Linked DNA regions of Homo sapiens: region 1 is linked to region 2. Evidence: read pairs that join two places in POLR2A ChIA-PET (ENCODE). Cell type or tissue: GM12878. All regions are shown on one strand.

Evidence for each region. ChIA-PET counts read pairs that join two places held together with the same protein. Peaks named below come from ENCODE experiments on the same cell type or tissue, not always from the same donor. Only the 100,000 strongest peaks of a DNase experiment are listed, where the experiment ranks them.
Region 1: POLR2A ChIA-PET joins it to region 2 with 7 read pairs; 3 of 35 experiments call an interaction of 5 or more read pairs at or near these places.

The regions. Positions count from the first base shown.
Region 1 is chr4:6,941,391-6,943,890 of GRCh38, forward strand. The region is part of intron 2 of TBC1D14 (TBC1 domain family member 14); the gene reads left to right. Among named protein-coding and RNA genes, the nearest start is that of TBC1D14, 33 kb to the left of the region's middle. RefSeq lists enhancers at 914-983, 1,528-2,353, 2,354-2,500. In GM12878, no CTCF peak of the experiment used is centred here; a DNase peak (open chromatin) is centred at 1,091; H3K4me3 peaks cover 1,060 bases; H3K27ac peaks cover 1,589 bases.
Region 2 is chr4:6,857,706-6,860,205 of GRCh38, forward strand. KIAA0232 reads left to right here. Exons shown (of 10, transcript NM_014743.3): 6 at 720-801. Among named protein-coding and RNA genes, the nearest start is that of TBC1D14, 51 kb to the right of the region's middle. In GM12878, no CTCF peak of the experiment used is centred here; no DNase peak of the experiment used is centred here.

The sequences.
Region 1 (2,500 bases), 84 kb after region 2:
AGCCAGGCTGGTCTCAAACTCCGGAGCTCAGGTGATTTGCCGTCTTGGCCACCCAAAGTGCTGGGATTCCTGGCATGAGCCACTGCGCCCGGCCAAAAGCAGCTCTTTAAGTTCTTACCACTTTATGTTGCTCCTGACATCGTCTTCCTGTGGGGAAGGCAGACACTTGCTGTGAAGCTGTGGAGTGTCAGTAACATTCAGGAATGGCGTGAACTGAACCAAAAAAGACCTTCCTCAGCTTGCACATCTGTTCCTGTGACTTGTCCCACAGACAAGGCAGTGTTTCTGCCCTGGTTTCTGGAAGGTGTTGATGTCCTTAGAAAATGCACAGAGGGCAAGGTTGTTTTGTGGGATGGGGTAAAAGGAGAATGAATTTGCTCCAGATACGTCAGACCTCCTGTGTTCATGGAACTTCCTCAGGCTTGCAGGCAGCCTCAGGAAACAGTACGCCCATCTTCCTGGAGGCTCCAGGTGTGTGTTTAGGTCCTTTGCCAGCCCACCTTCCTTCTGCCCTAGGTGAGGTTAGGTTCAGCCTGGGAGGTGGCGATTCAGTATGAAATGCAGGAGAACTGGTGTGGGACCACAGGAATACACGGGCTTTGAGAAACCCATGGGCAAGCCCATTCCTGCAAAGCAGTTCTTCAGCCATCAGCCACTTGCTACTCATAAATTAACTTCCCTTTGCCCAGATAGGGATAGAATCTGTTCTGCTTTTCAGATGTTAGTGGAAAATATCATAGAATAATGCAGTAATTAAAACGGTTTCCTCCTATTTCCTATCTTAAATAGGAGATTATTTAAAATATTTACACATCTTTTTTATTTTTAGAATATTCAGTACAAGTAACACTGAATTATTTCATGCCTTCTGTATTTTTCATGTGCACACATCTTACTAGATTGCCACATCAAATCAGTTCCTGTTTATGTTGAGCGAGCTGGGTTTGTAACTGCGAGCTGTTTCAACTCCAGTTTTGCTGATTCTTTGTTGTGAATAGCTGTGGTTTATCTCAAGAATCCTGTAAGATTCTGTATATGGAAGAATGGTGAGTCATCTAGAGTTGCAGAATAGCCCTTTTGGGCCCCACAGCAGTCCAGTTTCAGTCCAGTTTTCCTGTTCATTCCCCCTTGCCTCTAGCAAGAGGCTTTTACAACCCAGGCTCTGGGTACCAAGTGTTACAGGTACATGTTTATAGGCGTTTGAAAGTTAGAGGTTAGCTTTAAGCTCTGACCTCCTTTTAGGTTTCAGATCTGGGTGTTAAACACATTTTCTGTGGTGGGAGGAGTGAGGCGGGGAAGGCGGGTCAAAAGGAGTGGGCTCTGCCTTCCCCGCCCCCACATCCTGCAGAACCAGGCACGAGGAAGAAGGAAGGTGAGGGGCCAGTGGGTGGGATGAGGAACCATATCTCCTGGGTCACCCTTACCCTAATACCTGGCTGTTCATTCACTGTAAGTTTTTTGCCTGGGATAGATTTTATCCCTTTTAGAGGTTCGTTTGAGAGCAGTTATTTTTAAAGCAGAAGAAATTGAGTGGCAGGCAAAATTCCTGGGACAAATACATTAATATCTAGTTAGGTGGATGAATGTTCGCTGCTGTAACAAACTTGAAATATACATAAAGCTTCAAACACAACGGAGGTTGATTTCCAGGCCATGCTCCCCTAGGTTCCTTCCGTCCTGTGGCCCCATCGTTTTCAGCAGAAGCTTGCTGGGTTGTTCGGTATTACACCAAAGCAGGGGAGAGCGTGTGTAGGGACCAGTGTGGGAGTTCTGAGAGCCAGCCGTGCCTGAAGCGGCACACACAACTCCACTCAGAGTTAATTGGCTGGAATGCTGCCCCTACCTGTGAGGGAAGCCAGGAAAGAGGACTGCGCCCAGGACAACGAGGAAATGGGTTTGGTGAATAACTGGGAGCCTCGGCTGTGATGTCTTTTCCTTCCTCCCTCTGCCCCTCTCCCTTCTTCTTGAGAATTAAATGCCTGAAACCGATTAGTTGAATACCCCTCTCATTCTCTTGCCCAAGTGATAGTTCCCACCACCTGGAGGATGAAGTCCAGACCAGTTGGTGTGGCCTACGGGGCGTGCAGGATCTGGCTGCTGCCTGCATCTCTGGCCACCAGTGGTGCCAGTGCTCAGAGCCAGTGACGCCCTGCCTCTGCACCTTGCCTGTTCTGCTGCCTCTCCCGGGCAAATTCTTGTTTGTCCCTTAGGATTCAGCTTAAGTGACACCTCCTCTAGGAAGCCTTCTTTGATCACCCCAACCTCTCCCAGACCTCTAATGTGGACCCCACAGTCCCTGGACTTCTTTGAGACCACACTAGCCCACTCCCCGCCCCCTCCTGGAACCTTGAGCTTCTGGAGAGCTGGGGCCACACCGTCCTCCTGTGGTTTTCCGAGCCGGTGCAGGTGGTCAGCAGATAACCTTGAGTGAATGTGAATCTAAAAAAAGTAATAAAGGGATCTGGCACACTTAACTTTTAAATCTAAATATGTTTCTTTT
Region 2 (2,500 bases):
TTTTTGAAAACACAGACTTGGCAAGCTTATTTAGTTATTTCGATATATGAATCCTCCTCATACTTTTTCTAACTTGTTTGCAATCCCTAAGAACGAGACCTTCATATTAAGGGTGAGGATCCTTGTTTCCTTGCCCTCTTTATGGTCATTTTGCTGCCCACCAAGCCTTGAGCCTGCCTCTTAAGGGCACAGTTGATTTGTAACCTAAGGCAGTATCCTAGGCTAAACTAAGGGATAGCCCTTTTTCCTGTTTCAGTTGAAATAGCCCTTGCTCACCTACATGTTAAGTAATAGAGCAAATTGTAATAAAGAATATTCTTTACAGATTAGTTTTGGTCAAGATGAGTCAATGTAAAGTCTATGAGTGTAGAATTTTGTGAGAAAATAGTTTTGGAATCTAAACAGATGTTCTGTCCTTCTGGTCTAATTAATAAGTACACAGGGGACTTCAGTCTCTTAATTAAGTGCCTCTAGAGCACTGTATCAGTGACGAGATGAACAACTCTCACCTCTTGGCCTAATGCTAATGTGGTTTAATCGGAGAATTCCCTCTGGCACACTGAAAAAATAGATTTTTATTAAAAAGATCGGTATTGAGTTTGCCTTTTAAGCACCAAAGTCTCTATTTCTTGTTAAAATTAGTTGAGAAACTTTGAAATACATTAGCATTTATTAACTAGATATAAGACAAATCTTTCTTAATTTTTGTTTCATAACAGAAGAGAAGATTCACAAAAAGTTAGAGGGGTCTCCCTCTCCAGAGGCAGAATTATCCCCTCCAGCAAAGGATCAAGTGGAAATGTATGTAAGATTGTATTCGGTAATAAAGTGTGCATTTGTTAAAATCAGATGAATAACTGCTACATGGTTTCCGTTTTCTGTTTGTCATCTTGTTTAGTTTCATTATATATAATGTAAGAAACATTTATCGAGCGCTTATATGCTTGACACTGAGAATTCAAAGGTGAAACAAGATGGTTCTGTCCTTGGTGTTCATATTCAATATTTGTGGAACAAATGAGTGAAACATAGAAGGTTATTATTTGCTAAGTCTATGTATGTACTATTACCTTTAATATTCACAACAGCCCTTTGAGACAGCTGTGAGAAATTAGGATTATCAGCCGGGCACAGTGGCTCATGTCAGTAATCCCAGCACTTTGGGAAGCCAAGGCAGGTGGATCACCTGAGGTCAGGAGTTTGAGACCAGCCTGGTCAACATGGTGAAACCCAGTCTCAAATATTAGTTGAGCATGGTGGTACATGCCTGTAATCCCAGCTACTCAGGAGACCGAGGCAGGAGAATTTCTGGAACCCGGGAGGCAGAGGTTGCAGTGAGCTGAGACTGTGCCATTGCACTCCAGCCTGGACGACAGAGCGAGACTCTGTCTTATTAAAAAAAAAAAAAAAAAAAAAAACAAGAAAGAAAAGAAATGATTATCCATGTTCACAAGCAAGAACACTGAGTTCCCACTGTTTACTGCAGAGGGAACATAGGCAATCCTTGACCTGCCAAACCTGCTTCCTAAAGATACTTTTATTTTTTTGTTCGTAAATAGTCTTAAAATAATCTGCATTATAAACAGACTTCCCTATTATACATTTTATTTTAATCTTTCGAACCTCTGAAACCTAAGAAAAAAATAGCATTTCCTTGGTTTGTATAGACCTGTATTATCCAGCACAGAAGCTGTAAGCCATGTGTGACTACTGAGCACTTGAAATGGGGCTGGTTCAAACCGTGATGTGCTGTCAGTGGACAATTCTCATTGGATTTCAAAGACTATATATAAAAAAAAGTAAAGTATTAAACATTTTAAAGTATTGATTACATGTTGAAATGATAATATCAGGAGTTTAGTTAAATATATTACTGGAGTGCATTTCACCTATTTCTTATGTTTTTAATGTGCCTACTAGAACACTTAAAATTACATATGAAGCTCAAAATATATTTCTGTTGGTCAACTCTGACATAGACTGAGAAAGAGAATCAAGTTCAGGCCCTTTGAAAACATGGCCTTTTACCACTTCATGTGTGACCTTGAGCATTGCCTCTGAAACAACAGTCCCCAGTAGCCAATGTGACTTTAAATTCTGCCCTTTGCAATCTGTTCTGCTCTGAAATCTTCAGTGGCCCCCAGTTTCCTAGCAAATCAAAAATACTTTCTCATTTTCAAGCCCCCTGAAACCAGCCTCCCTGGCTTTTTCTACGCTGCATTTCTGGTGATCACAGCTCTAGTTAGTTTTCCATTCTGTGAGCATAACATGTGTGTCTTGGTGTCCTCACACAGGCTCTCAGGCCTCACAGGTAGTACTCACTAAACTTGTGGAATAAATCTGGAATTTCAAGGCTCAGTTGTGGCCCACTTTAATTGTTGTAGGCCTCACCGACATCCTCTTTCTGAATACTTGAATGTGATCATTCCTACCCTTTCTGAGGGCCTGCTTCAATGCCAGGCAGTATGCTAGCAGTTACGTAAGAAGCTGCTGTTCCAAC